2 separate regions of the Homo sapiens genome follow, and region 1 is linked to region 2. A link is an interaction called in ENCODE POLR2A ChIA-PET data of the cell type or tissue named here. Cell type or tissue: PC-9. All regions are shown on one strand. Links, peaks and the distances in the headings refer to the core of each region. The heading gives the core; the rest is flanking DNA.

Region 1 (11,307 bases), core at 2,044-7,043, 130 kb before region 2:
TCATCTCCGTCCTGCTCCAGCTGTTTCTTTACCTTGTACAGGTACCTGTGGAAAAGTGAAAAGCCACTCTACTACTCATTTGTCGACAAACCAGTAGCATATAAAAAAAGAGGTAAGTCAAATTTTGTCTTTTTAATACCAAGTAGCAACACAGTTGTAGAAAAATTAAATATCTGGACTTGAAATGTTGAATGCTTAAGTTTTTTACTTTTTTTAAACAAATGTTCCAGGGCACATGTACATCCAAAGGAGCATCATACTCTGCAAGAAATCTCTGCAGGAATCTACTTCAGGAATATGTCGTTCTTCAAAACAGAGCCTCAGTTCCTGCCAAAATCTAAAATCCTAAATCGTTATGATTTTGGAAATTCTTTGCTTATAGAATTCCTTTTAGACTGTACATTCTTTTTGAAGTAAGGTTTCCCCCATGCACCTCATCCAGTTTCATTTTCCCTTAACGTTATCCTGTTACATTACTGTGGTACATCTGCGAAAACTAAGGAACCAATATTGGTACATTCCTATCAAGTAAATTCCAGGCTTTATTTGTGATTTAACATTACTTGTTATTTTGTTTCCTTTTTTTCTCCGGTTCCAGAAATGGTGGTGAATCTACAGAAACAATTTAGCACACTGGTCGAGTCAACAGCAACTGCTGGAAAAAAAAGCCCTTCAAGTTTTCAGTTCAACTGGACTGAAGAGGACACTGATAGAACGTGTTTCCATGGACACAGCCTTCAGGGAGTCCTGAAAGAGAAAGGCCAATCACTGCTGACTAAGAATTCATTATATTGGCTTAGTACACAGAAATTCTGCAGATGGTAATAATGCTTTTAGAAAAAGTCACATATAATTGAAGTAGTTGACTGTATAAGAGCCAGATAGGTTTTTTGTTGGAATTAGAAGCTGGTGAGCTTAAAGTCACGAAAATCAGAATTATACATTGAGTCTTGTGTAGGAGTTCTAGGAAAGCTGGTAAAAATCAAGAAAGAGGATACAGGGCAATTAGCACAAACTATCCCCTCTAGCTAAATTAACCTGCAGTGTGGCAGGCAAGCAATAGAAGTGGCTGTAAATGCTGATCAGGAGAATGTGCTGTATTTTTTAGTACATATCACTTCTCTGAGTCAGTTACCTTTATCATGTCTTTCTACCTCTTAATACTTCCTTAAGTATTTCCTAAAAATAAGGATATTCTCTTAAGTGACCACAGTACAGTTATCAAACTCAGGAAACTTAATACTGATACGATACCTTTATCTCACCCACAGTCCATATTCCAATTTTCTCATTAGACCCCCAGTGTCCTTTTATAGCAGGATCAAGTTCAGGAGTAGGTATGGCATTGATTGATTTTATCTCTTCGGTCTCCTTTAATCTGATTGTCCCTCAGCCTTTCTTTGTCTTTCATGACATTGAGCTGTATTTTTCAGAAATGTCAGTGATGTTACACAATGTTTCTGAGTATGGTTGTGATGGTTCCTCATGTTTAGATTCAGGTTCTGCATCCCTGGCCAAAACAAGTGCCGTGTCCTCCTCAGGGTATCATTTCTCAGGGTATGGCGTCTGTAGACTGGGGCGGGGGGCGGGGGGTCCATTTGCCCCTCAGGTGTTAATAGTGATCACCCAGTCAAGGTGCTGTGTCGTTTTTCCACAGTGTAGTTACTATGTTTCCCCTTACAACTAATAAAAAATCTGCAGGGAGATACTTGGTCAGTGAAATACTCTGATCTTCATTCAACTTTGTCCCCTTGATTTCATGTTTTATGTTCTGTCCTCGTATCTGTCGAGTGTGGGCATGTGAAGTCTAGAAAACAACACGCGCTTTTATGGTTATTGGGTCTGGATAAAATAGGACTAAAGATGGGAAGCTGCACTGAGGAGAGGAATCTGTGTAGGACATAGTGGAAAACTTGTATGTCTAAATAGTAAGACACAGGCTTTTGACTTCATCAGGTTTAATTAATGATCGGCTCTGTGGCATACTGGCTCTTAGACTTCCGGCTTAGTAATAGGCTGCCTTCTTATTTTTGCTTTATTTTTTCAGAAGAGTTATATATTCCCTATAAACGGTCGATATTGGAATAATACAGTGTAAATTCTTAAGTAATTTATGAGGTCTTGCTGTGTCACCCAAGCTGGAGTACAGTGGCACGATAATGGCTCACTGCAGCCTCAACTTCCTAGGCTCAAGCAATCCTCCCACCTCAGCCTTCCAAGTAGCTGGAACTACACGTGTGCACCACCATACCCAGCTAATTTTTTATTTTTTGCAGAGACGAGGGTCTCCCTATGCTGCCCAGGTTGGTCTCAAATGCCTGAGCTCAAGCAGTCCTCCTGCCCCAGCCTCCCAAAGTGCTGGGATTACAGGTGTGAGCCACTGCGCCCAGCCATCTATTTTCATATGACTCAGAAAATTTCCTCAGGCAGTAGATAGTGAAGAACATATTACTCCCCAGAGCACATTCGTTTTTCTTTAATTGTACTGAAAATCAACTCCAAAAGTATTTTTTGAGTACTTGATAAAAATAAGTCATTATCCTAAGTCCTAGATAGATACAAAGGTAACTCAGGAAGTTTGTTTTCCAAGTCCACTTGAAGAGAAGATTTTTTTAATAAGAGTATGTTTTCCCCACTTTCCTTCTGTAGTGTCTTAATAGCTGTAGAGAGGAGTATATGGATTAAAAATTACAGAGATAATCAGTGGGGTATACAGGTGTTTACCATAAAATTCTTTCAACTTTGCTGTATGATTGAAATTTTTTATAATAAAGTTTGAGGAGAAAAACTAAAAAGATTCAGGCTATGCCATGAAGTTTTTTTCTCCTTGCCTATTTTAACTTTTAGTTCCGTTTTATATAATAATAGCGAAAAGGCCATTCAATAAAATAGTTCTGTGACTTTGAAGTTACTTTACCTTTCAGTGTCTTCCTGTTAAAAATAAAAAGACTAGACTAATATTCCCTCACTAAAGTTCTCAGTAATTAACGTGTGAAAAATAAAAGCATAAAGGCTTTTCTCATTGTGACTATATTTAAAGTAATCTCATCCCCATATTGACATAGAAATTGCCCAAGAGGAAATTTTCTAGTAGCTAAGAGGACTTGCTATAGAATCATAGAATCGGGCTGTTTCTATCCTAAGTCTGCCACTTGCTAATTGTAGGAAGGTTACTCACTTCTCTACAGCTGTGCTGACCCAGTTGTAAATGTGGGGATAATACTGATCTTTTCCTCTTCTCAAAACCTTCAGTGGCTCCCATCTCATTGAAAGGAAGACCCAAAAAACATTGTGGAGCCAACACGGCCCTCTTGACCTTCCCTCTGCTGTCCTCTGACCTCCTTGCTGTCACCCTATGTTCAGAGTGACCTCCCAGCTGCTCCTTGAGCTTACCAGACACTCCCCACATGGGCCTTTGTACCTGCTCTGCCTCCTGCCTAGAATGTTCTTTCCCCCATGTATCCACATGGGCTCACTTCTTTCAGGTTTTTGCTCAAATTTCACTTCCTTGGAGAGATTTTTCTCAGCCATCCTGCCTAAAATAGCACCAATCATTCCCCCAACACCCCTCATTATTCTCTGTCCCCTGGCCTATTTCATTTTTCTTTGTAGTTTTCATCACTATTTAATAGAATATATTATTATATATTTATTTTGCTTATTTATCCATCTCCCCACACTAGAATGTAAGGGCCTTGAGAATGTAAGGACTACTAGAATGTAAGGAGGACTCTGTTTTATTTAATGAAAAATCCCAGCGGCTAGACCAGGGCCTAGCACAGACTAGGTGCCCACCAAGTATTTATTGAATGAATGAATGGAAAATAGGGCCTACCCCAAGTTCTTGTGAGAATTGAATGAGGTATTTGATGTGTGTCACATAGTAAGTACTCAATCAAACATAAGTATGACCATTATTATTTTAAACAAAGCTAATTTTCTGTTAACTAATGTTATTTCCTGGTCTGGGCTTGGTGGCTCCACCTGTAATCCTAGCACTTAGGGAGGCTGAGGCAGGTGGATCACTTGAGTCCAGGAGTTCGAGACCAACCTAGCCAACATGGCAAAACCCTGCCTCTACTAAAAATACAAAATTAGCCGGGTGTGGTGGTGCACGTGTATAATCTACTCGGGAGGCTGAGGCATGAGAATCACTTGAACCCGGGAGGCATTGGTTGCAGTGAGCTGAGAGCACACCACTGCACTCCAGCCTGGGCGACAGAGCAAGACTCCATCTCAAAAAAAAAAAAAAAAAAATTATTTCTTAAGTTGGTATCAATCAAAGATAATTGAACTGTAGAAAATACAGTGGGAGATGATAAAGTTGTCTATATTAAGATTTGCTGCTTAAAAAAAAAGTTGAGCTGCATCTACAACGATTAAAGAGTGGCACTGTTGGCCGGGCACGGTGGTTCACACCTGTAATCCCAGCACTTTGGGAGGCCAAGGCGGGCAGATCACCTGAGGTCTGGAGTTCGAGACCAGCCTGACCAACATGGAGAAACCCCTGTCTCTACTAAAAATACAAAATTAGCTGGATGTGGTGGCGCATGCCTGTAATCCCAGCTACTTGGTAGGCTGAGGCAGGCGAATCACTTGAACCCAGGAGGTGGAGGTTGCAGTGAGCCGAGATCACGCCATTGCACTCCAGCCTGGGCAACAAGAGCGAAACTCTGTCTCAAAAAAAAAAAAATTGATTTAAGAGTGGCACTGCTTAATAGCAGCCACGGGGAAAGGCCAGAACCCCAACCCAGGGTCAGCGCCATGTCTGAGGTAATCGATTCCTTTGCATTGGTCATGTCAATGATTTTCAGATTTTATCCTGAAGAGGAGAAAGAGTTATAGTCCCCAGTGAAGAGTGCTTGCCCACAACTCCAAGTGAAGACATGGTGTGCCATGCCCTGCCTCCTCCAGCTGCAGAGTTGGTCCTGAGCAGCTTATGTCGTGATCCGTACCTTTGTGCTTTTTCACAGGGCAGGAGGGTGGATTGTGGATTATCTCAGATTTAATACTGCAGTATAATGCAGTGAGTTATACATAGAGCTTAGTATAGTCAGCGATGAAACTGCTGAGATTTTTTTCTCTGCATGAAGTATAAAACTAAATTCTAACTGTATGAAGTTTCAGTGATACCATGACTTTAGGCACCAAACTTATCTGTCAACCTTACCTGTTCTAGACCAGAGCCTAGAACTGCAGAGGAAGCAAAAAAGGCTTCAGCTGGGCAGTAAAAATGCCACAGAGACCGTGACTAAAACTCAGCCTTTTTTCTCAGAGAGCCCCTTAGCCCCTCGCTCAGAGCCCCTGACTCTGCCCTTAGGCTGAGTTGTCTGATTTCCAAACTCCTCATCATCAAAGAAACAAAAGGAGAGGTCTGAGAAGCACTCTGCTGATAGACATCTTGACGGCAAACATAAATGACACCCTTTGACAACAATAGGGGAGCCAACATCAGAATCCAAAGCAGACAGAGCTCCAGTCGCAGAGCCTGAAGTTCATGGCTCCATGCCACTAAATAAGGGGACCACATCCCTGCTTCAGCACAGCACCTGTCCTAAGACGCTGTGTGCCTTCGTGGTGGGTTTTATTAGCATGTTTTCTAATGTTTCTACAATAAAAACAGGCAACTGTAATAATATCATTGTAAAGGCTAAAATATGCCGAATATGCTCTAAGACAACCATTGAAAATGATTACAATGAAAAGTGATGCTTATGAGAGCAAATATTTAGCTATGTATCGAATTTTGTTAGGCAGAAGGACTCATTTCTGAGTGTTCAGAAGAAACAAAACATTTGCTGTAAAATTGTGAAAACACTCAGAGCTTGGGAACTAAGCAGAGAAAGGCCACAAGAGTACTTCAGGTATGGGAGGCTGTTTATTCTTCCTAGCTGAGGCAGAGTTAACAATTTCAATGAATTGAAATGCCCTTACTATTCCTCCAATTGTTATAACAGTTGGCTAGGTCAGAAGACCTGACTTCTTGTAGGTGGTGGCCGTCACCTCCCTGGGAGTTCCACAGATGAGGCAGAGCAGTGGTCTTTAGTTGTATTCCACAGGAAATGGAAGTGCTTTGGCAGCCCCACAAAAATGTGATTTTAATTTTTTAAAAATTATTTTTTAACTATTTTTTTAAACTATAGTGAAAAAACAGTACTCAGGCCGGGCAGGGTGGCTCACACCTGTAATCCCAGCACTTTGGGAGGCCGAGGTGGGCGGATTACGAGGTCAGGAGATCGAGACCATCCTGGCCAACATGGTGAAACCCCATCTCTACTAAAATACAAAAAATTAGCCGGGCATGGTGGTGCATGCCTGTAGTCCCAGCTACTCAGGAGGCTGAGGTAGGAGAATGGCATGAACCCGGGAGGCGGAGCTTGCAGTGAGCCAAGATTGTGCCACTGCACTCCAGCCTGGGTGACAGAGTGAGACTCCGTCTCAAAAAAAAGAAAAGTGTAAGTACTGTTATTTTTTTCCGTTTTACAGATGAGAGAACCAAGAGTAGTTACCCATAGTCACAGCTAATGGGTGGCAGAGGGTTTTGTTTGGTTGGTTGATTGGTTTTGGGTTTTTTTGTTTTGGGGTGTTTGTTTTTTTTTTGAGACAGAAGCTCGTTCTGTCACCCAGGCTAGAGTGCAGTGACACAATCTTGGCTCACTGCGACCTCCCTGGGTTCAAGCGATTCTTGTGCCTCAGCCTCCCGAGTGGCTGCTACTACAGACATGCGCTACCACCCCTGGCTAATTTTTGTATTTTTAGTAGAGACGGGGTTTCATCATGTTAGTCAGGCTGGTCTCAAACTCCTGACCTCGTGATCTGCCCGCCTCGGCCTCCCAAAGTGTTGGGATTACAGGCATGAGCCACTGTGCCCAACCAAGTGGCAGAGTTTTATGGTGCAAACATAGACATTCAGGAATTTAGGGCCGTATATATTATGTAAATCATAATATCTCAATGTCTATAGCTTCTATATGTTATTTCTTTACTTGCTTTTTAAAGTTGATAATGGGAAATTTCTGGTATACTCAGAAGTAGAGTAGTATAAAGAACCCCCCGTCTCTGTCACTCAATCTCAGCAACTGTGACATGGCAAGACTTGCTTCACCCAGGCTCCAGCTTACTCTACCCCTCTGCCCCCCATTATTTGGAAACAGATCTCAAACATCATATTTTTTAAAGTAAAACCATAATACCATTAATCAGATATAAAAAATTAAGTCATTTCTTAATATTCTCCAATATGCAGTCAGTGATTAGATTTTTCCCTATTGTCATAAAATTTTTTAAATGAGTTTAACTCAGAATCCAAATCAGGCCCATATATTGCAAGTGGTTGACATGGCTCATAAGTGTTTCAGTTCTTAAGGCCCCACCTCTTTATCTCTCTCTTTTTTCTTCTTACAATGTACTTACTGAGTAATCCTGGTCATGTGTCCCATACAATTTCTCATAGTCCAGATTTTGTGTATAGACAGTGCCATATGATGCCATCTAACCTCTTCCTCTATCCCTGGATAGCCTATATGTTGATGTAGTTAGTTTGAGATTGGCAGTTATGGCCAGGTGCGGTGGCTCATGCCTGTAATCTCAACACTTTGGGAGGCTGAGGTGGGTGGATCACCTGAGGTCAGGAGTTCGAGACCAGACTGGCCAACATGGTGAAACCCCATCTCTACTAAAAATACAAAAATTAGCCGGGCATGGTGGTGCATGCCTGTAGTCCCAGCTACTTGGGGGGCTGAGGCAGGAGAATCACTTGAACCTGGGAGGCAGAGGTTGCAGTCAGCGGGGTGAGACTCTGTCTCAAAAAAAAAAAAAAAAAAGAGAGATTGGCAGTTAACATTAGTTAGAGATTTGATCAGATTCAGGTTTAACTTTTTTTTTATATATATACTTTAAGTTCTAGGGTACATGTGCACAACCTACAGGTTTGTTACATAGATACATGTGCCATGTTGGTTTGCTGTACCCATCAACTGGTCATTTACATTAGGTATTTCTCCTAATGTTGTCCCTCCCCCTGCCCCCACCCCACGACAGGCCCCAGTGTGTGATGTTCCCCGCCCTGTGTCCAAGTGTTCTCATTGTTCAATTCCCACTTATGAGTGAGAACATATGGTGTTTGGTTTTCTGTCCTTGTGATAGTTTGCTCAGAATGATGGTTTCCAGCTTCATTCATGTCCCTGCAAAGGTCATGAACTCATCCTTTTTTATAGCTGCATAGTATTCCATGGTGTATATGTGCCACATTTTCTTAATCCAGTCTATCATTGAAGGACATTTGGGTTGGTTCCAAGTCTTTGCTATTGTGAATAGTGCCACAGCAAACATACATGTGCATGTGTCTTTATAGTAGCATGATTTATAATCCTTTGGGTATATACTCAGTAAGGGGATCACTGGGTCAAACTGTATTTCTAGTTCTAGATCCTTGAGGAATTGCCACACTGTCTTCCACAATGGTTGAACTAGTTTACAGTCCTACCAATAGTGTGAAAGCATTCCTGTTTCTTCACATCCTCTCCAGCACCTGTTGTTTCCTGACTTTTTATTGATTGCCATTCTAACTGGTGTGAGATGGTATCTCATTGTGGTTTTGATTTGCATTTCTCTGATGGCCAGTGATGATGAGCATTTTTTCATGTGTCTGTTGGCTGCATAAATGTCTTCTTTTGAGAAGTGTCTGTTCATATCCTTTGCTCACTTTTTGATGGGGTTGTTTTTTTCTTGTAAATTTGTTTAAGTTCTTTGTAGATTCTGGATATTAGCCCTTTGTCAGATGGGTAGATTGAAAAAATTTTCTCCCATTCTGTAAGTTGTTCACTCTGATGGTAGTTTCTTTTGCTGTGCAGAAGCTTGTTAGTTTAATTAGGTCCCATTTGTCTATTTTGGCTTTTGTTGCCATTGCTTTTGGTGTTTTAGTCATGAAGTCCTTGCCCATGCCTATGTCCTGAATGGTATTGCCTAGGTTTTCTTCTAGGGTTTTTATGGTTTTAGGTCTAACATGTAAGTCTTTAATCCATCTTGAATTAATTTTTGTATAAGGTGTAAGGAAGGGATCCAGTTTCAGCTTTCTACATATGGCTAGCCAGTTTTCCCAACACCGTTTATTAAATAGGGAATCGTTTCCCCACTTCTTGTTTTTGTCAGGTTTGTCAAAGATCAGATGGTTGTAGATGTGTGGTGTTATTTCTGAGGCCTCTGTTCTGTTCCATTGGTCTATATCTCTGTTTTGGTACCAGTACCATGCTGTTTTGGTTACTGTAGCCTTGTAGTATAATTTGAAGTCAGGTAGTGTAATGCCTCCAGCTTTGTTCTTTTTGCTTAGGATTGTTTTGGCAATGCGGGCTCTTTTTTGGTTCCATATGAACTTTAGTTTTTTCCAGTTCTGTGAAGAAAGTCATTGGTAGCTTGATGGGGATGGCATTGAATCTATAAATTACCTTAAGCAGCATGGCCATTTTCACGATATTGATTGTTCCTATCCATGACCATGGAATGTTCTTCCATTTGTTTGTGTCCTCTTTTATTTCGTTGAGCAGTGGTTTGTAGTTCTCCTTGAAGAGATCCTTCACATCCCTTGTAAGTTGGATTCCTAGGTATTTTATTCTTTTTGTAGCAATTGTGAATGGGAGTTCACTCATGATTTAGCTCTCTGTTTGTCTGTTATTGGTGTAAAGGAATGCTTGTGATTTTTGCACATTGATTTTGTATCCTGAGACTTTGCTGAAGTTGCTTATCAGCTTAAGGAGATTTTGGGCTGAGATGATGGGGTTTTCTGAATATACAATCATGTCATGTACAAACAGGGACAATTTGACTTCCTCTTCTCCTAATTGAATACCTTTTATTTCTTTCTCCTGCCTGATTGCCCTGGCCAGAACTTCCAACACTATGTTGAATAGGAGTGGTGAGAGAGGGCATCCCTGTCTTGTGCCAGTTTTCAAAGGGAATGCTTCCAGTTTTTGCCCATTCAGTATGATATTGGCTGTGGGTTTCTCATAAATAGCTCTTATTGTTTTGAGATATGTTCCATCAGTACCTAGTTTATTGAGAGTTTTTAGCATGAAGGGCTGTTGAATTTTGTCGAAGGCCTCTTCTGCATCTATTGAGATAATCAGGTGGTTTTGTCATTGGTTCTGTTTGTTGTTGTTGTTGTTGTTGTTGTTGTTGTTTAGAGACGGAGTCTCGCTCTGTCGCCCAGGCTGGAGTGCAGTGGCACAATCTCGGCTGACTGCAACCTCCGCCTCCCGGGTTCACGCCATTCTCCTACCTCAGCCTCCTGTGTAGCTGGGACTACAGGTGCCCGCCTCCACACCTGGCTAAGTTTTTGTATTTTTAGTAAAGACGGGGTTTCACCGTGTTAGCCAAGACGGTCTCAATCTCCTGACCTCGTGATCCACCCACGTCAGCCTCCCAAAGTGCTGGGATTACAGGCGCGAGCCACCGTGCCTGGCCTTTGGTTCTGTTTATGTGATGGATTATGTTATTGATTTGCGTATGTTGAACCAGCCTTCCATCCCAGGGATGAAGCCGACTTGATCGTGGTGGATAAGCTTTTTGATGTGCTGCTGGATTCAGTTTTCCAGTATTTTATTGAGGATTTTTGTATCAATGTTCATCAAGGATATTGATCTAAAATTCTCTTTTTTTGTTGTGTCTCTGCCAGGCTTTGGTATCAGGATGATGCTGGCCTCATAAAAATGAGTTAGGGAGGATTCCCTCTTTTTTCTGTTGATTGGAATAGTTTCAGAAGGAATGGTACCAGCTCCTTGTTGTACCTCTGATGAGTTCGGCTGTGAATCCGTCTGGTCCTGGACTTTTTTTGGTTGGTAAGCTATTAATTATTGCCTCAATTTCAGAACCTGTTATTGGTCTATTCAGAGATTCAGCTTCTTCCTGGCTTAGTCTTGGAAAGGTGTACATGTCCAGGAATTTATTCATTTTTTCTAGATTTTCTAGTTTATTTGCATAGAGGTATTTATAGTATTCTCTGATGGTAGTTTGTATTTCTGTGGGATCGGTGGTGATATCCCCTTTATCATTGCATCTATTTGATTCTTCTCTTTTCTTCTTTATTAGTCTTGCTAGCGGTCTATCAATTTTTTTCATCTTTTCAAAAAACCAGCTCCCGGATTCATTGATTTTTTTAAGGGTTTTTTGTGTCTGTATCTCCTTCAGTTCTCCTCTGATCTTAGTTATGTCTTGCCTTCTGCTAGCTTTTGAATTTGTTTGCTCATGCTTCTCTAGTTCTTTTAATTGTGATGTTAAGATGTCGATTTTAGATCTTTCCTGCTTTCTCTTGTG
Region 2 (11,307 bases), core at 2,893-7,892:
TGGCGGCCTAGGGGAAGATCGGGGAGCTGGTTTTGATGAAAGTATGTTAACTTTTCTTTTCCACTTGGGACCCTGTTCAGTATCTTTTGTAGTTTCAGAAGTTTTTTTGTTTTGGTTTTTTTTTTAAAGAAATGGTAGAAAATTTGATAATCTGAATCACCAGCATTCAAACAAATATTTCGGCAATAAAGTTTACAAAATCTGGATTTTTACAACCTTTTCTATTGATGTTTTGTAGAAATAAGACAGGGTACTAATTTTTATACTGGTTTTTAGAAAAATATTTATATTGTTGGTGCTCAAATCACCAATTTCTAGCTAGATCATTTTGCAGCCTTCTTTTCAGTGTTTAATAACAAAGTTTTTCCTAATGGCCCTTCTTTTAGTAAACTGGACATGTTATTCCACTACAAAAACCACAAGTTATCTGGCCTTTTAGATCTTTTTGGAATCGGACCTGGTTGAGTAAGGACCTCTTAAAAGGGAAAAATAAATTTTGCCGTCAGCTTCTTCATAACGTTTTCAAGGAAATTCTAGGCAATCATTCCTGTCACCAAAGAACTAAAATTTTGGTTGACTGGAACTAGTGAGCTGTGTCCATGGTGTGTCATGAAGGATGTACCCCAGAGAGTAACATGAGCCACTGGGCAGATCCCAGGGACCAGTACTTGCTGCAGGATCTAGTCTGTAATAGTCTTGGCCATGGCTCTGCTGAAAGCAAGCCATTCAGTTTCTTGTTTGTACCTAAAACACCAAAAAAGAAACACTCAAATCCAGCTGCTTTGTCAATTGTCAGTTCTGACTCCTTTTGCTGTGGCCTTATCCGTACTATATTGTGGGTAGAGTAACTTCTCAGAAAAAAAGGAAATGTCTGTATTGGTTGGATGAAACTCCACCAGAGCACAGCTTAGCTGGGGCGAGATGCATGTGAAGGCAGGCAGTGCCAAGATTCCGCTTCCTTTGTTTGCCAAATACTAGAAACACAAGGAAATGCAAGTTACGCTAAATGGCAGTAATACTACCCAACTGCCTTTCTGTTCATTTTGTTTGAAGGAAATTGTTTTGACCAAACAGAAAATTACTTGGAATGGTGTGTTTTACAGTCTACCTAGAAAATAGATGGACAATATTTTTCAACTGTATGAGCACGTAGATAACCGAGAGAATGTGGCCACCTGTGTTCAAGAAGCCACTGATACTGGTTTTTGTTAAACATTGGAAGTTCAGGCAATGGAATAAATGTAGGAACATACAGAATGTTGCACTAATTTGGTAGCCTGGGAATTTTTTTTATTGTGCAGTATGTATTTAAATTTTGTCTATGTTAATTACCAGCATTTACCTTTATTTAAATGATGGTAAGGTGGAATATTGAATAAAATTAGGTTTTGTGTTTTGTTCTTTGTAGTCTGATAAAATCTCCACCTGGTCATTCATTGTGTGTGACTTGATACCTGTTAACTTGCCCCTTAGTATCAGCTGTTACTTGACACAAATGTGTGTGTTATTCAGAGGTTTTCAGTCTGGACACTCCATAGGTGAGTGTCGTGTCTTCGTGAGACAGCACAGTTGTCTCATGTTGTGCATAGTTCATGTTTCCTCACCACCCAGTCCTTTCTCCTGCTCATCAAAATCAGCATACACATTTTTGACTGTACACACTATAAATGGCATCAAATTTGGATATTTTTCTTAATTATGACATGCAAAGTAATGTGAGTCCTGCCAGTATTCTGGTGGATAAGGTCTTTTGAGTATTTGGTTGCTTGTCACAACATTCTCCAAGCAGTGATATTTCTAAAGAGGAGATACATGTTGAAAACGGTTTTAATTTACACTTCCATTTCCTGATTACATTTGGAAATACTTTGTGTAAACCATCCCCCTTCCACCTCCATTTGTCTGTTGAAAGATTTTAAGTTGGAAACAGTTCCTGTCTGAAAACTCTTCTGAGAACCACAAACCTTGTGTATGGATTCGGCATGGAGCCCTCAGCTGGCGGCTCTGGGTGCTGACGGCCGCTGGAGAGGTGGGCTCCCCTCGTGCACTTTATTGCCTGGGCAGTTTTGCTTGATCTTTTGTGACTTTGAGCCTTTTAAGTAGTTTGAATGATAAGACTTAAAATGTTTCATAATTATGTTTTATGTAACAGACTTTGACATTATTTAAACGAGCATGTGTAATGTAACTTTTCTCTTTGAATCATATAAAACTTGATTTTACATTGGATGTGTGTCCTGTGTCATTTAACTGTACCTGGTGGCCTAAGTATACCTAGAGACTTTTTGGAAGAATCTATAAAATTCATTGTGTATTGGCTCAAACTAAACTCTCCTCTTTGTTTTCTGGAGTTTTATTCTGTTTCTTTGGGTTCTTTGGAGGGTTCTTTCTGAAAAAAAATGTGTGAAGCGAGCTGAGTATGGTGGCTCACACCTCTAATCCCAGCACTTTGGGGAGTTGAGGCAGGAGGATTCCTTGAGCCCAGGAATTCGAGGCGGCTGTGAGCTATGATCATACCACTGCACCCTAGCCTGGGCAACAGAGCAAGACGCTGTCTCAAAAAGCCAACATGTGAAGTGGCCACTCTGGCAGTGGGTCTGGTCCAGACAGACCCAGTAGTGTGCCGGGTGACCCTGTGGCCGTCAGTGCTCGTGCCCTTCCTGTGCCAGGGGGTGGCTGCAAAGAGGTAGAATTGAAAGTGGTTTTCCAGCTACTCTGGAAGAAGTGCTTGGAAGTCTTCCATTATTTCCTTCCACCCCTGGCCCAGGATTGCAAAGTACATCATGGAGCCACAGGCTTCACTGTTCCTTCTTTTCCTTCCCAACTCTTAAAACTAAAGGCTGCCATATGTCCTCAGAAAACACAGCCCCTGCCCACCTCAGAAAGTCCGATTTGTCCCCAGGGGGTCCAGACCCTCACCACACAAAAGGTCTGATTACGGAGCCTCCTTCTAGAGGGAAGTATTAGAGCCGCAAGTGTGATTATCCCTCTCGTGGCAACTGACAAGACTTTTCTCCTGCCTCATTATTGCCAGAAAGGAAAAAGGAAAAAAAAAAAAAAAAAGCCACGGATTCTCTCTTCCGTGAGGTGCTTGGCTACACTTCGACAGCCTTATGCTCTCCCATGTGCTCACACGTGCACGAGCGTGCCCCACTGCTGGGAACAGAGAATGCTCTCACGGATCCACCAATCAATGTCAGCAGCAGGTGTCCAGGCAACGTGGGTGAGTGGGGACAAGTGGCCCTAGGTCTTTGGAACAGCAGAGGAAAGTGTCTTAGAAAGGGCTGTCTCAGGGAGGCGCAGGGAACCTGAGCCAACAGCAGCCGAGGGAGGAGGTCCCTTCCTGGGTGAGGCTAGGAGCCCACGGGCCGGTGAAGAGAGACTTGGGAACACACATGTCAGGAGGAGGGCAACAGCAGGACTCTGCTCCTTCCCTAAGAAAACACACCCAGCATTTCTCAGAGCCAGGGGTGGACAGTGTTTCCTCAGTTCCTGCGGCTTTGTAGCATCTTCGAGGAACTCTCATACTACAGAAACCAGAGACACATGGCCGGGTGTGGTGCCTCACGCCTGTATTCCCAACACTTTGGGAGGCAGAGGCGGGCGGATCACAAGGTCAGGAGTTCGAGACCAGCCTGGCCAATATGGTGAACCCTCCCGTCTCTACTAAAAATACAAAAAAATTAGCCAGGTGTGGTGGCGCATGCCTGTAATCCCAGCTACTCGGGAGGCTGAGGCAGGAGAATTGCTTGAACCTGGGAGGCGGAGGGTGCAGGGAGCTGAGATCGCGCCACTGCACTCCAGCCTGGGCAATAGAGTGAGACTCTGTCTCAAGAAAACTAAAAAAGAAACCGGGAGACACATTTGTGGTCACTTAAGATTTTTCCAGACAACAACGTGCGTCATTTTTGCCTTTGAGATGTGTTTCTTTCTGCCTCCATTCCAGCCACAGTCCCATCCTGGCAGTGAGCAAATCCCACACGCAGTTCTAGCAGGACGCTGAGGCTCAGCTGCAACATGGGGCAGCCAGGAAGATGCCTGAGGAGGTGCCAGGCACACAGGAGGCACTGGGACAGACTCGGGCCGGGCTGCAGGCTGCAGCAACGCCCACCCCTCTACTTCCAGGCACAGCCCCTCCGTCTCACAGGACAGAGACAGGGCCGGCTCAGCGGCTGGTACACACTGCTTTATTTGTTCTTTTTATTATTATTTTTAAGTTCACCTACAGCTGCAGTACACACACACCGCTTTATTTGGCTAGCTGCTATTCAGAAGACACTTCCTGAATTCAGGAAAAATTTTTTTAAAAACCTGAGAACAATTCCTGTGACTTCTTAGCTTTGATGAAGTGCATTTACTTTGACATTGATATAGCTTGTAACTACTTTTGGAATTTTTTTCCCCTAACACTTTGATCTCATTAAGGGTATTACACCTTTTCCACCAGAAAATGCAGAGGTATCATCTTTCTTGGAAACCAATTGAAAGCGTCCCATTTTAACAAAATGACATAAAATTACAAACATTTACATGTTTAAATTCAAAGCCTGATCCATCTGGTGGTAAGAAATGTTAACTTATTTTAAAAGATGTATTTGCATTATTAAAATATAGTAACGACTTCCATCTTTACATCAAAAGAAACGGGCTTGCATAAGCAATGGCTCCCAGCTCTGGGGAGGGTTTGAGCCACGCCCTTGCGGGGGCCGCTCCAAGCTCTGACTTCAAAAGTTGGAGTTTCCCAGCTGCGAACAGCTGGTCAAAGGCACTCTCAAAAGTTCAAGGAAATGCCCGTTTGCGGATGGCCGCAGCAGGCCTGTGGGGCTGGGGACAGCGCCAAGGAGCTGGCCGTTGGTTCCTGAGATGCTCCTGCTCTGCTGTGTTCTAAGGACCTGCGAGCTGGAGCTCTTCTCGGGAAAAAGAAAACGCTGGGGAGGCCTCCGTGTGGGCGGGTCAAGCCAGATAACCAGGCTTGTACTGGCTTCAGCAGAAGCCGCGCTGTTTCCTCCTTCCCCCTCTATCTCCTTCTTTCCCTTCTGTCTCCTCCTTCCCCCTCTGTCCTGATGCCCTGCAGGCTGCTGGGGAGGAGCCTGCCGCCTGCCTCCTGCCTCCCTAGACCGCTGTTCTCCCCACAGCTCTCCCCCGGAGCTGTCCCCCAGCAGGCCACACCTGGGCCCAGGCTCCAGACCTGCCCGCCCACACAGGAGTCCCCTCTAGCCGGAGCTCCGCCCCCTGTTCCCAGGGCGTCCTGGGCAGGTCAGTTTTCCCATCTGTCAACCAGGAACATTCCAAGGCTCTTCCTGCCTCACTGCTGTGGTTTCCCACCTTCCACCCAGGCAGGAAGAGAATTTAAAAGCCCCGCAGGCACTGGCCAGGCTGCCTGTGAGAGGGAGAACTGGAAAGCCAGTATCAGGCAGACCCTCTCCCGGTTGGACCTGGGCGCTGGCTCCCCGCAGGGAAGGCACTGCTGTGCCTGGGGCAGGGGACCAGCAGTGGCAGCAGTTCCAGATTGTCAGAGCTGGGGAGGGCCTCCAAGAGCTGCCAGAGCTGATTTTCCAGAGAGGGAAACTGAGGCCCAGAGAGGCAGTGACGAGCTCTACCTCCCACTGCAAGGCAGATCAGAGCTGGGGTTCTCGCTCCTCAAAGTGCAGTTGGGGCTTCGGAGCTCGGGCCTGGGCTGGGAGCTGGTTAGACGTACAGAACCTCAGGCCCTGCAAGTCAACAGCACCCCCAGGCTGCTCATTAGGGAGTTAAAGTTGAGAAGCACTAAGCTGACCCGGCCACCCCTGGAGAGATGGGCCCGAGACTGAGGGAGCAGCGCGGGTGCACCTTCCACAGCAGAACCTTCCGGAAGTGTTGTGGCGCGGATGCCAGGAGGGGCTCGCTTGTGTCACCTAGTCCTCGTGAGCCCTCCCCACTGTGGAGAGCGGGCAACCAAGAGGGGCACGCATTTCAGGCTCCAGAAGAACTGGGCAGGCTCCCCGCGTTGGGGAGGAGGCGCCGGCGGCCCAGGCCCACGCACCTGTGGGTCTACACAGCTAATCGCCCCCACCAGCAACCATGACCGCCAGTGGCTGGCCCAGGTCAGCGCGGTCTGAAAGTGGATTTGAAAGGGCAGCTTTGAATATCCGGGAGTGACTGCGTTTTGGAGGTGGTTCAGCTCCTGCTAGAGCTCTGTGCAAGCAGAGGGTGCCCCAGCCAGCAGGTGCCTCCGAGGCCTGGCGGGGGTGGAGCATGCTGTCCTCAGCGGCAGTACTCCCGCTCGATGCTCGCCATCAGCCCCTCTTCCGAGTGGTCGTAGGAGATGGCTGCCGGCCTCTCGGGCTTCTTGCGACCGCTGCCTGGGGCTCTGTGGGTCAGAAATGGGACAGGGCTGTCAGGAGGCAGGATGGTGCGTTCACACTCATTTCCCCTGGCCACCACAATGGCTCCTAGTGGGCCCATCCTGAAACCCAAACCGAAGTCTTTGCCCTGGGACACCCTGTGGCGCTCTCGCCCAGCACATATCCACCAGCAGGCTTCTACTGCGTCCGCTTCATCTCCCACAACGCTGAGCCCTCGCAGAGTGGAAGCCAGCACCTGCCCTGGTTGAGGGAGGACGGGCTCTGGGGTGGGAAGACCGAGCTTGAATCCCAGCTCTGCGGCTCACCCGCGCGCCTCAGGCAAGGCCAGTGTGTCTCCGAGCCTCGGTGTTTTTTCTCAAGCACGTAACTTTATTCATGAGTCGTTCTGAAGCATAAGATAATGCATGGGCAGCATGTGATGTGGAATCGAGCACACCACAGCCTTAATCAATGGGAATCACGGCCAGGCGCAGTGGCTCATGCCTGCAATCCTAGCACTTTGGGAGGCCCAGGTGGGCAGATCACTTGAGGTCAGGAATTCGAGACCAGCCTGGCCAACGTGGTGAAATCTCATCTCTACTAAAAATACAAAAATTATCCGGGTGGGGTGACGGGTGCCTATAATCCCAGCTACTCAGGAGGCTGAGGCAGAATGGCTTGAACCCAGGAAGTGGAGGTTGCAGTGAGCCAAGAATGAGCCTCTGCACTCCAGCCTGAGTGACAAAGTAAGACTCTGTCTCAAAAAAAATAAATAAAAAATAAAAGGGAATTACTGTCATGTTGGCTGCTTGCCGACATCGGTCCGTGCTTGTACCCTCTGGGGTCTCACAGGAGCTGCTCATTGTGGGGAACCACACGTTCAGGATCCCGCCAGTCCCTCAGCCCACCTGGCAGCCCAGCTGAGAGGGACCGAGACCAGAGCTCCTGCTCCTGCTGCCTGGGTTCCAGAAAGCGGCTGCGCCAGCCTGGACCCTGCTGGCTTGTCCTGCTCTCCCAGACCTTCTGGACTTTGTGTGGACACCTGGGTGGTGCTGACTGCCCCCGGACCTGCCACGGTTGTGTCGAAATGTGCAGACCTTTGCAGGAGGCAGTCCCGGGAGCCCAGGGCAGGGCATGAAGCCTCGGTCAGGCTGGGTGCTGCCTCCTGGAGATGCTGCCTCGGAAGGGGGTGTGCAGGTCTGCAGCTGACAGGGTCCAGGAGAGGCAGGCCAGCTGCCCACAGCCAGGTGTTGGATGCTGCCCTCCCAGTGGCCAGCCAGGGACTCTGGGCAATGGGAACACCGCCAACTGCTTTGCCACTTGCCAGACATTAGGGCTAGCCGCCCCCCATTTCCCGGCCTGGTTCCCCCTCTGCGAGCTTGGGGGGCTGGGCTGGATGGACTTAAATGTCCCTCTGACTACTCCCACTGATGCTCAGAGCACAGCCTCCGGGTCCCCGTCTGGCTCTCTGGGAACTCAGGGCAAGAGCTGGGCTCCTGGCACAGCCACTTGACTTCATCCCCCAGGAAGGATCGGCATCTAGCAGAGGGCCTCCAGGCGTCCAGGGGACACACTCCTCCCCTGTCCCGGAGACGTCATGCCCCTATTGACCAGCTGGCTCCAGGGACTATACTTATTAGCACTGCCCGCGGCCAGTGCGCAGAAACAGCTGCGTGGTCACTGTTGACGCCTGCAGGGCTCTTGGCACACTGCCTGTCTGTGAAAGCACTGAAGGCAATATGTGTTCCTTGCAGCCCTGAGACACAGTGGAAATGCAGACGTTCTGGAGCCAGGCAGATCTCACCTGGCTCTGCCACGCAGTCGCTGTGTGGCTGTGGGCAAGGCATGTACCAGGCCTCACGCCCCTGTGGATAAAACCCAGCAGCTACTCCACGAGTCCAGCCTGAGGGCTGGACCAGGCGCCATCTGCGGTGTGTCTACCACAGAGCTGGGCACTAAGGAAGCACTCAACAGAAGTCGCTGCGATGCTGTTAGTTTCGCAGTGGCTCATGCCTGGCCCGGCGCAGTGGCTCATGCCTATAATCCCCAGCACTTTGGGAGGCCGAGGCAGGTGGATTGCTTTGAGCTCAGGAGTTCGAGACCAGCCTGGCCAACATGGTGAAACCCCATCTCTACAAAGAGTACAAAAATTAGCCGGACATGGTGGCATGCGCCTGTAGTCCCAGCTACTCAGGAGGCTGAGGCTGGAGAATCACTTGAGCCTGGGAAGTGGAGTTTGCAATGAGCTGAAATTGCACCACTGCACTCCAGCCTGGACGACAGAACAAGACCCTATCTCAAAAAAGAAAAACCAACCAACCAAACAAACAAACAAAAAGGCAGAGTAAGGGACCAGCAAAGCACCCAGTACAGAGGAGAGACCCGGCCACTGCCCTTCCTGTTTCCCACCATCCTCCTGGGCTCACCTCCCCTGAGGATTGTTGGGAAGAAGAGAAATGGGCACGGGACGCCCAGACACCCTCAAGGGCAACAGGATCTCCTGGCCAACAGGAATCCCAAGCAGCACTTCTGGACCTGGGGACCCCCACAGGAATAAAAGCCCCTCTGGGCTCACCAGGCAGCCCCCTGCTTGCCTGTGGATGTGAAGCTGAGCCCTGGGGGAGGTGGCTGTCCAGATTCACACAGCCATTCTCCTCACTCGTCCTGTCTCACTCAGCACCCGACATGCCCTGTAGGTGGAATCTTGGGGAGAAAGGAGAGCAGGGACTGGCGCAAGGGAAGCTGACGGGCAGCCCTGGGGCTAGGGTGAGTAGGACGGTAGGCAGTCCTGGGTCTGTGAGAGGTCAGGCTCCACTGGGCTCCACAGCCACCCCTGCCCTGTCTGCCTGGCAACACTCCACCAACACCGTGGGGCAATTTGTGGGGCTTAGAGAGCCAGGTGGGGCCATAAGCTCTTTCTTTCCCCTGCTTGGGTGGGGGCACACAGATAAAAGGGAAAAATTGATCCTAAAGGGATTCTTGGGAAGTCTCACCACTCTTGAGGGAGTCAAGAAATGAATTTTTGTTTAAATTCTCATTTACTGTCAGGTTTTCCATCAGCAGGGACTCCTAAAGTCATGCTTTTTTTTTTTTTAGACAGGATCTTGCTTTGTCACCCAGGCTGAAATGCAGTGGCAGGATCACGGCTCACCATATCCTCCACTTCTCAGGCTCAAGCCATCCTCCCACCTCAGTCTCCTGAGCAGCTGGGACCCCAGGCATGTGCCACCACGCCTGGCTAATTTTGGTACTTTTGTGGAGACGAGGTCTCCCTATGTTACCCAGGCTGAAAGTCACAAATTTCTTAAAAGAAAAAGACCTTTCCAAGGAAAATCACTCCAAGAAAAGAAACCAATACGCTTCTCCAGAGAGAACAAATCCATTGTAATTGGGCCTCAGAAACCCACATGTTAAATGAGGCAAGAACATTTGTGTTATTCTACTGGGTCTAGAATTTTCTCTTTTTTTCTTTTTTTTTTGAGATGGAGTTTTGCTCTGTCACCCAGGCTGGAGTGCAGTGGCGCACTCTGCGATCTCGGCTCATTGCAACCTCCCCATCATGGGTGCAAGGGATTCTCCTGTCTCAGCCTCCCAAGTACCTGGGAATACAGGCACGTGCCACCACTCCCGACTAATTTTTATGTATTTTTAGTAGAGATGGGGTTTCACCATGTTGGCCAGGCTGCTCTTGAACTCTTGACCTCAGGTGATCTGCCCACCTCAGCCTCCCAAAGTGCTGGGATTATAGGTATGAGCCACTGCGCCTGGCTGGGTCTAGAATTTTCTAGAATCTGCCGCCTCTCCAACCTGGGGAAATACTGCCTTGGATCTCAGTTTACTCACTAGGAAAATGGGGAGGAGTAACCTCTCTCACCAATACCGTAATGTGTCTGGCCCAAGGCCTGGCTTACAGTGGGTACTCAACAAGCATTTGCAGAATGAACAGTAAGTGAATTTCAGCAGCAGCTGCAGACAGAAGTTTCTAGAACCCCTATGTTCCCCTCCATGAGCCCCTGGGCTTCCACTAGCCCTTCCTTACAGACTTCAGGTCAGGATGGCCCAGCCAAAAGCTCAGGGAAGCAGCGACTTCCTCCCGCATGGCTGCTTCCCTCTGCTGCTTCCGCAGGGCCCTCCCGGGGGAAGGACCTGGCGTTGTCAGGATGGTCAGGACTGGGGTCAAGGCCCACACGCCCCAGGCTGACATTAAACAATCCTGTCAATAAGCGTCTATGAAATGCTACCATGTGCCTGGAGCTATGAGGGCCCAGAGGCGAATCTGATTCCTTCTGTGATGAGGCCTGGAGAGAAGAGAGGGGACAGGGCAGGACCACATCACGTGGACCTACTACAGGAGAGGCCACATGTGGGAGGGGCTGGGAAGTTGCACCATGCGGGAGGAGGGACACTAGTTTGACCAGGAAGGGGATAGAGTATGAGGGGGAGATGTTTAAACTGTGCTTTGAAGGGTTTCTTCTTCGATATTTTATTATGAAAAATTTCAAACATACTGAAAAGTTAAAATTTGTAGATTCAACAATTAAGTTCAACTTTGCTATATTTACTTTATCACGTACTTATTTACTTCTTCATCTGATTTTCTGATGCATCCCAGAGTCAGCTGCAGACATTAGCACCTCCACCCTGAAACACCATTGGAAGGACCCTGCCTGGGAGGGTGAGGGTGACACTGGAGGGAGGAGATTGAAGGGCGGGACACTGTTGCAGCCACAGGGTGAGGCACTGGTACCCAAGAGCTGCACGCTGGGGGGCTGAGACTGGCCTGCAGGGTCCACGGCTGCCACGGGAGTCAGGTGTGTGCCGTGGGCAGCGAGAAGCACAGTGGGTACAGGGCAGATGCTGCCAGCCCTGACCCTGGGGCAGGACTGCTGGGACCTGGGGCTTCCTTCCTGGTGGAAGCACGGTGCTGGAGGGGCTGACAGAGCCCTGGGCACTCCTACGCCTAGGGCAGCACTCAGGGAGGCTC

What was found. ChIA-PET counts read pairs that join two places held together with the same protein. Peaks named below come from ENCODE experiments on the same cell type or tissue, not always from the same donor. Only the 100,000 strongest peaks of a DNase experiment are listed, where the experiment ranks them.
Region 1: POLR2A ChIA-PET joins it to region 2 with 5 read pairs; 3 of 35 experiments call an interaction of 5 or more read pairs at or near these places.

What each region holds. Positions count from the first base shown.
Region 1 is chr2:9,919,000-9,930,306 of GRCh38, forward strand. It overlaps TAF1B (TATA-box binding protein associated factor, RNA polymerase I subunit B), which reads left to right. Exons shown (of 15, transcript NM_005680.3): 13 at 42-112; 14 at 599-821. Among named protein-coding and RNA genes, the nearest start is that of GRHL1, 27 kb to the right of the region's middle. In PC-9, for the core only: no CTCF peak of the experiment used is centred there; no DNase peak of the experiment used is centred there.
Region 2 is chr2:10,052,610-10,063,916 of GRCh38, forward strand. It overlaps CYS1 (cystin 1), which reads right to left. Exons shown (of 3, transcript NM_001037160.3): 3 at 3,864-6,349. The coding sequence ends at 6,244. It overlaps KLF11 (KLF transcription factor 11), which reads left to right. Exons shown (of 4, transcript NM_003597.5): 4 at 1-2,227. Among named protein-coding and RNA genes, the nearest start is that of KLF11, 15 kb to the left of the region's middle. RefSeq lists enhancers at 4,981-5,924, 5,925-6,867, 7,726-8,588, 8,589-9,449, 10,606-11,204 and 1 more. In PC-9, for the core only: no CTCF peak of the experiment used is centred there; a DNase peak (open chromatin) is centred at 5,152; H3K4me3 peaks cover 1,123 bases.